Regions from separate parts of the Homo sapiens genome. Here region 2 is linked to region 1. A link is an interaction called in ENCODE POLR2A ChIA-PET data of the cell type or tissue named here. Cell type or tissue: A673. All regions are shown on one strand. Links, peaks and the distances in the headings refer to the core of each region. The heading gives the core; the rest is flanking DNA.

Region 1 (4,403 bases), core at 244-4,243:
GCCTAGGTCAGTCATCAAAGAATAGAAAAGCAGATTTCTTTCCTGAAGTTGTATTCATGTCTCTAGGGATTCCAGTTGCTTCTCTTGATGCATGAAATAATTCCAAATATGTCTAATCTCTGGCTGCCTAAGATAAAGCAAAACAGGGAAGTCAGGTCCAGAAAATGCAGCCTACTTTCTGCTTCTTGTCCCTCCCCTAGAGAAGGTTTCACAGGTGAGGATTTACATAAGCCTGTGAATCAAACAATTTCTGTTAACAGGCACTACAGGAGCCATGAGGAAGACTGTACTTGACTAGCCATGTGACTTGGAGCTCTTAATCTTTCTTGCGCACCTTTTCTTTATTTGTAAAAACTGTTGGCCTTGAGAATCCTGTAGTTCTGCAGTTCTAATATTATATGCTATACTTTAGTGAAGGGCATTAAATAATGTGCTTAAGGACAGATGTTCAATTGGGAAACACAGAGGTTAAGAGCATGAGCTCTGGAGTCCCATAGACCTGAGGCCTAATTCTGGTTGCACAACTACAGGCAGGCTGCTTAATCCTTCCAAATGTGAGGTTTTTAAATTCATTTAATGTATATAAAAAAAGATACCTACTTCATAAGCTAGCAGTGAGGATTAAATGAGGGTATGTATATAAAGTGCATGATTTGGTGCCTGGCACATGGTACATCAATAGACAGCAGTGATTTTTATTATTTTATGAATGCCAACAGCCTCGAAAGTTTCTTTGCTTGGCCTCAGAATGACAGAGTAATTCTGTGCTGACCACTGTGTTTTTTTTGTTTTTTTGGACAGAGTATTGCTCTGTCACCTAGCTGGAGTGCAGTAGCATGACCTTGGCTCACTGTAACCTCCGCCACCTGGGTTCAAGCAATTCTCCGGTCTCAGCCTCCCAAGTAGCTGGGACTACAGGTGTGCACCACCACACCCAGCTAATTTTTGTATTTTTAGTAGAGATGGGGTTTCACCATATTGGTCAGGCTGGTCTCAAACTCCTGACCTCAGGTGATCCACCCACCTCAGCCTCCCCGAAGTGCTGGGATTACAGGTGTGAGCCACCATGCCCAGCCTGAGCACTAATTTGAGAAGTTACACATTTCACATTAATCTTGCTTATCTTCCTCAAAGGAAAGAACCTGCAACATTATTTTACATTGTGGCATTTTCTTTGGATTCAAATGCATGGTTGCTTTAGGTCCATGTTCCAGTCAAATGAAGAGGAATCTTGGTAGCAAGAGCATATACCTGTAACAACCCTGACAGATTATGAGCTCATCTAAAGCATATATGGTTATTGATGATATGATTATGGTATAAGAATGAGAAATTCTGGCCAGGCACGGTGGCTCACACCTGCAATCCCAGCACTTCGGGAGGCTGAGGTGGGTGGATCACCAGGTCAGGAGATCGTGACCATCCTGGCTAACACAGTGAAACTCCGTCTCTACTAAAAATACAGAAAGTTAGCTGGGCATGGTGGCACGTGCCTGTAGTCCCAGCTACTCAGAAGGCTGAGACAAGAGAATCACTTGAACTCAGGAGGCAGAGGTTGCAATGAGCCAAGATTGCACCACTGCACTCCAGCTGGGTGACAGAGCAAGCCTCCATCTCAAAAAAAAAAAAAAAAAGAGAAATTCTGAGGTCTGCTGAACAATCATCCAGAAAGCCTTTCTACTTCCATAGTGCATTCATTCCTTAGGTGTAAACTGAACAGAGAGCAAGAAAAACATGAGAACTTTTATGTGCACTTACGCTGCAAAACCAACTGCAAGCCTCAATCTCCACAGAAATGAGAGACTCAAAATGTCTCTAACACAAAGTAGGGAGGAACATATGAGGATATCTTAAGACAGAGCCAAACATGAGGACTGAGAGATGGGCCTGGCAGCCAGCCCACCTTTCACTGAAGAATATTCTTAATTAAAAAGCCAACGTCATGAGAACTGTAACAAGGTTCTCTTATCCAAGCTGATTGTCAAATAACCAACATGAAAATGGGGAGTGAAATAAAATGTTATTCTGGAAACCACCTAAGAAGAACAAATTCACAAATGTATACTGACAGCAAGTTTAATTTTGCAAATATTAAAGAGGCAGTGTTGTATCAATCTTTGCAAATATTAAAGAGATGGTCGCTGGGCACAGTGGCTCATGCCTATAATCCCAGCACTTTGGGAGGCTCAGGTGGGAGGATTGATTGAGCCCAGGAGTTAGAGACCAGCCTGGGCAGCATAGTGAGACCCCATCTCTACAAAAGAATCAAATTAGCCAAGTATGGTAGCACACACCTGTGGTCCCAGGCCCTCAGGAGGCTGAGATGGGAAGACCACTTGAGCCTGGACATAAAGGCTGCAGTGGCCCGTGATTGCACCACTGCACTCCAGCCCAAGTGACAGAGCAAGACCCCAAGAGCCTGTTTCAAAAAAGAAAAGAAAAGAAAAAAAGTTGTGTCATGGTTAGAAGAATGGCTTTGGAGCCAGGCCACTTGAGTTTGAATCTCAGCTCTGCTAAATTGTGTGACCTTGAGCAAATTTCTAAACTGCTCCATGCCTGTTTCAGATAATGATACATTCCACTGCATTACATTCCACCTTCCCATCAGATAACAATTCAGTGGAATAGATAGAACACATTTTAAAGTAGGATTCATTTGAATTTGAAACTGCTGTAAATATATGAGCACTGCTGCTTATATTTCAATCTAAGCAAAAGTTTCCTATAGGGTAAGGGTGTCCTATTTCCTATAGGATAAGGGTGTTTTCAGTTATGTGCTATTTAATTTTACTATTAATTTTCACCATATTCCAAAATGGCTAATTTATTCCTTCTCTACTGCCCATATCAAATGTCCAAAGAAACTGCCAACTAAACTATTATCTCCTAATCCCAATCAGTGTACAATACTCTCTTTCAGACAAGTGGGAAACCTCACCCATTAGAATTTCAGCAGTCCTAAGATACTGCATATAACAAAAGAGCACAATATTGATTTCCAGTGTTTAAGTTTAGAAACAAATTCCCCTCTCAGTTATTTAAACTACTTAGATACAAACTACTGAACAGAGGATTTTGTAAGACTAGTCTGCTGAAAAGAATTTTAGAATCAAATAGAATCTTGCTATTTGTAGTGACCTAGGGTAAGTTATTTGAACTCTCTTGGCCCTCAGTCTCCTCATTTATAAAACTGTCAATACCTCCTTACCTAGTTGTAAAATATGCAACTCTTACAAGGAATAAATGAAATCTTATGTAAATCACTTAGCACAGTAGTTGTCCAATAAATTAATAAATGTTAAATTTATTTGTTTCTATTTATTTTCAAAATCTACATCCTGTAGAGTTTCTCTAAACTATATACGTGCTGCTAGACTGAATCCTGCCCCCAGAGCATTCCAGAATTTTTTTCAGATTATCAGCAATAGCTAGAATGTTCTTAGTTAACTTTTTCTTTGTTTTATATTGGTTGTCTTCCCAAGTTGAATGGTACCCAAATTTTCAGTTCATTGACCTATATATAGTAGGATATGGAGAAGTTACACATACATTGAGAAAATATGGTTTACTACTACTTCAACTGGAAATCAAGTGGTATTTCACAAAGATTTTAATTGAAAATATGGAGATCAGTGTTGATCACATTTAATCTTTGGAAACCTGTGAACAGGTATAAAAATATGATTGTCAGAAGGGCTGGAGAAGAAAACAATTCTAATTTTCTGGGCTAAGAATCCAGGCCTGCCACAATAACACTGTGAGAATAATTCAGCACACAATACTGCAATAATTAAAAGATTATTGAAACCAACAGAAGGCTCAAACTCAACAGCCAAGAGAGATTAAACCTCCATTTTTAAACTCTGAATATTCAGCAGAGGACAGACTTTTTTTTTTTTAAGTGATGTGGACCCATTAGGGCTAAAATCCCAAGTAAATATAATTAACTAATTGATTAAAAACTCAAGGTTAGAGTAAGATATCATGTGGAAGATATTTAGTTTTATAATATTGCTGGGGGAAAACAGGATCTCTAATTCTAATCATTGAAACTATATGTAGAATAGGCAGGAATTCATAACTATTTAAATATTTTAGGCTAAAAATGTTCATAATTATTGCTGGCAATGAATGTAATGTCAAGCCACTGGGCAATGTAACTGGCCAAGCATTAACACTGTAGCTCAGTGGTTCTTGACATAACGGGTAGAAATGGTCCTGGAAGAGAATTATTTATAGGCAGTAGTTAGAACAGTGGGAGAGGAAGGGGGACAATAGACACTTAGAAACATACAAAGGAAAAAGGGCAAGAAGAAGAGGGAAGGAGGTCTGTGGCCTAAAAAGCTGTAAGCCTCTCACGTAATTCTAAAATTCCCAGACATGGAGAATCACTTTTAGGTAAT
Region 2 (4,403 bases), core at 225-4,224, 180 kb after region 1:
ATCAATCTCCCTGTTTCCAGCCCAAGTCTTGCTTCTATTCTTTCACCGGTGGCATGTTCTGGACTGCTCCAGGGCTGCACAGGACAGAATGGGTCTCTTCTTAAGCCTGCCACCCCTATGTGTTCTGTGAGCTGTGGCCTCCTCTGTCACACTCAATCACTCTTCCATCTGCTTTCCATCCTCTAGAAATCATTGACATGAAGCCATTGTGATGGCTTGTCTCCTGATGTCTTTGTTGTTGTGGTTTTTGTCTTTAAAAAAATTATTTGCAGTGGGGTGCAGTGACTCATGCCTGTAATCCCAGTACTTTGGGAAGCTAAGGCTAGCATATCACTTGAGCTCAGTAATTCCAGACCAGCCTGGGCAACATGGCAAAGCCCCATCTGTATACAAAATACAAAAATTATCTAGGCATGGTGGTGCATGCCTGTAGTACCAGCTACTAGGGAGGCTGAGGTGGCAGGATCACCTAAGCCCAGGGAGGTCAATGTTATAGTGAGCCAGGATTGTGCCACTGTACTCCAGCCTGGGAGACAGAGTAAGAGCCATTCTCAAGAGAAAATTTTTAAAAAAAGTTGCTATTTTTTGCTAGAGTCTTGGTATAGAAAGGGGAGAAATGCATGTGCTCATCATTCCACCATTCTGAACTGGTCCCTCTCTCCCTTCCTTTGGCTTCTCAAAGAAGCCGTTCCTCCAGTTTTTCTCCTCCTGGGCTGACTCTTCTGTGGGCTCCTACTTCTGCACTGATAGCTCAATATCTGAGTTTCTTCTCTGTACTCTTTTCCTGGGCAATCTTTCACTACATTGTTTTAAAGTGTTTATGGACATGCTAACAGGTCTCTACTGTGCATTGCCCTGACCTTATTTGTGGACTCCAGACTCTTTATCCAATTGCCTACTTGACATTTCCACTTCAATGTTTCATAGATATTTCAATTATTGGTTTCCAGTATCACCCTCTCCAATATAGTGCCTGTATTCAGGCTTCTCTAGCTCAGTAAAGGACTCTTTACCTCTGCAGGGTCTTTTCACATCCTGTTTCCTCTTCCTGGAATACTGTTTTCTTCTCTATTTGCATGGCTTCTCATCCTTCCTATGGTTCCACCTCCTTCTCCATTTACAAGCCTCCTCCCCAGAGAAGCCTTCCGTGATTACCCTACCTAAGGCTGCTCCCTTCCTCCCTCCCTCCCTCCCACGTTAGTCTGTCTCTTGACACTCTGTTATTAAACCTTATAGAACTTTACAAATTTGAAATTATTATGTTTATTTCTTTTTCTCTTTCTTATTAGATAGTGAGGTCCACTGCAGGTAGGAACTGTTTGGTCATATTTATCAGCTTTTCCAACACTAGCGTGGTGCTGGACACATAGGAAGAACTCACCAAATATATATAGAATGGCTGTATTCTTCCATTCTCACGGTTCTATGAAAAAACACCCAAGACTGGGTAATTTATAAATAAGAGAGGTTTAATTGACTCACAGTTCTGAATGGCTGGGAAGGCCTCAGGAAACTTACAATCATGGCAGAAGGCACCTCTCCACAGGGTGGCGAAAGACAGAATGAATGCCCAGCAAAGGGGAAGCCCCTCATAAAACCATTATATCTCGTGAGAACTGACTCACTATCACAAGGATATCACAGGATGGGGGAAACTGCCCCCACGATTCAGTTATCTCCATCTAGTCCCTCCCATGACACGTGGGGATTATTGGAACTACAATAAAGATGAGATCTGAGTGGAGATATAACCGAACCATATAAATGGGTCAAAATAAATAAATGCTGAAATCTCAAAAAGCTTATTTATAATCATCTGAAACTTGCCTTAAACAGGTCTCAAAAATACTGTAACAACTCATTGTATTGCTTATTTAATTTTTTAAACTGGAAGCCTAAACACGGCTCAATTAAAATGTACAATTTTTATCTATCAATTATACTGCAATAAGACTGGCAAACAAACAAAAAAGAAACCAAAAAAAAAAAACCCAATGATTATAATGCTTATGAACACAGCTTAGACCAGAAAACAATATGAGTACCTTTTAACTGGCATTTATCACTTCCTGAATGACTCCTAACAGTCTATAGGCTTATAGCTCCAACTAAATTTTCTCTTAGTTTCTTCCTTTTATCCTTACTTGACCCAACTTGATGAAATTAACAAGGTTTGTTTGATAAGAGCCACAAATACTCAGCTTAAAATGAATTATGAATCATGACACCACCTGAGAACACAGGAATAATAAAGAGGCAAGAGTTTCCTGCAAAACCCAGACAGCTCTCTGTATTTCACTCCTTTAAACCTGCCAAATAAATGTCACCAAATAGATCAGATGGATTGAGAAGATCTCACTGTCAGGAGGAGTCGTAGTCACCAGGTTTATGTCAATTGTCCTGCTACAGATTCTTGGCTTAATTCCCAACACTCACTTCTTCGGGGAAGAAACAGGGACAAAAACTGGATTATGCAGAGAAATACGACTTGAGAAATGACAGGCAGAATAAGATACTATTCATGACTGTGGATGTGATATTTTGTGTGGTCTAGTCATCACTACAAGAGCCTTCTATTATCTCCTGGTACTAGAAATAATCACTTGTGCCAACCTTACAAATGCTATTAGCTAATGTCTTACATGCTATAATTTTTGGTTTTAATGAAAACAATTCTCAGAAATTATCATAATACCCTATTTCTGATGTAGTAATAAGAGCTATTTCTGTGTAGTAATCAGATCTTGTCTTATCACATCCAAGGGAAAGCAACTGCTTGGGGTGGGCATCTATTCTTGTCCCCCACCATCTTGTGAGCCAACTGAAGCCTTTTCAGTATCCTCCTGCAGGCTGCTCCATCACATGGGGATATTGCTCACAGGAAATACTTACCTTGTAAGGCCTTCTTCTGGTCCTAGGGGAGGTGTAAATGCAAGTAGGAGGGGCCCAGTGGAAGGGGGGCCAATGGTTGCCTGGAGAGGTGACTATGACAGAGCCACAGGTGGGGAGGAAGTTGTGCTAATTAATTGGATCTGATTCTCTGAGTCCCTTGATCTAAGCCCAGGATGACACTGTCTCCCTCAACATGCTCTGGCTAAGCTTAAAAATGCTTTATTATGAATGAGGCTGAATGAGTTTGAGCTCTGAAGTCAGACCACCTAGATTTGAATACTAGCTCTGCCAATTCCTAGCTGTATGACTTTAACAAGTCATTTAGCCTCTCTGAATGTTAATATTCTCATCTGAAAATGTGCATAAACTTGGAATCTGTCCAAGAAACTTAATTGTCTTTGTGACAATGAAGTGAAAAACTTCTTAAAACTGTGGCAACATACAATGAATACTAAATAAATAGTATTAGTTGCTATGGACTTTATGGCTATCTTCCCATCATTCATCCCCTTTTCTCTTGGAAATGACGCCACTCTTGTTTGGGTTTGCATCCCTACCCCTAGAAGGTCTTTGTAAGTTTAAATGAAGCTCTACACACTCTTGGCTCAAAATGCCTCTGGTTCTAGTCATGGGGGCCCTGGCTCAAGCCCAGCTTAATCAGCATAGTCCCACCTCATGGCCATGGATATTGGCTCTAGAATGGGCTTGTGCTCAAATTTGGTTTGATGAGATTTAAGGTGATTGTTTGAGACTTCTGGGAAAGAAGTGTTCTTGCTTTTCTGAGAGGTTTCAGAAGGGCAGTGGCATTATTATTGTTGCTATTACTATTACATTATTAATTGTGTATTACTATTCTAGGTTTTCTTAACGATACTGACATTAGCTTGTATCACCTATGAGCCTGCTGTAGAGGGAGGAGTCAGAACTGCTCACAAAATAGACAGGGATTTACTGAACTTCTCCATGAGCAAAGGGAAGGGACAAATTCAGAATCTCCACAGGACACCCCACATTTAGGACCTTTGAGATCAGAGGGTGAAAGGAAAAAAAATCTTGGGACTCCAAACTCACTATGCTAACAGAAAACATTAAGCTTGGAAACTGAGTCATGCAAAAGCTGCCTTCTTTTTGTTCCTAAACAGATAGCTGGAGTGATAGAAGGCCACACATCTCCCCAGGTGGCCTCCCTCACAAGTTACTCACAAGGAAATTCCTCATTGGCCCCCTAAAACACAGTTCTGTTGAATCTCACCTTGATAATGTAAATGTGTAGCTTATCTTCACAGATACAGAATGAAGACAGACTAGAAATCATCCCTCCACCTACCCTGAGATAAATGTATATTTAACTCCTGTTCTCTATGCTTACTTTATCCTATGTAAAATGCAGATCTACTGAGCACCAGATGAATGTATAATTGACTGCTTCTCTCCCTGCTCCTTTCACAGGTAACATGTGGACTCAGTGAGTGCTAAGACAACCTCACAAGAATGTGACCACTTGCCTCACT

Evidence for each region. ChIA-PET counts read pairs that join two places held together with the same protein. Peaks named below come from ENCODE experiments on the same cell type or tissue, not always from the same donor. Only the 100,000 strongest peaks of a DNase experiment are listed, where the experiment ranks them.
Region 2: POLR2A ChIA-PET joins it to region 1 with 5 read pairs; 2 of 35 experiments call an interaction of 5 or more read pairs at or near these places.

The regions. Positions count from the first base shown.
Region 1 is chr5:96,710,365-96,714,767 of GRCh38, reverse strand. All of the region lies in intron 3 of CAST (calpastatin), which reads right to left. LOC107986363 (a long non-coding RNA gene) reads right to left here. Exons shown (of 2, transcript XR_001742454.2): 1 at 2,295-4,403; 2 at 1-127. Among named protein-coding and RNA genes, the nearest start is that of CAST, 50 kb to the right of the region's middle. In A673, for the core only: no CTCF peak of the experiment used is centred there; no DNase peak of the experiment used is centred there.
Region 2 is chr5:96,526,960-96,531,362 of GRCh38, reverse strand. The region is part of intron 4 of LOC101929710 (a long non-coding RNA gene); the gene reads right to left. It also overlaps a transcript of CAST not described here. Among named protein-coding and RNA genes, the nearest start is that of PCSK1, 96 kb to the right of the region's middle. In A673, for the core only: no CTCF peak of the experiment used is centred there; a DNase peak (open chromatin) is centred at 2,392.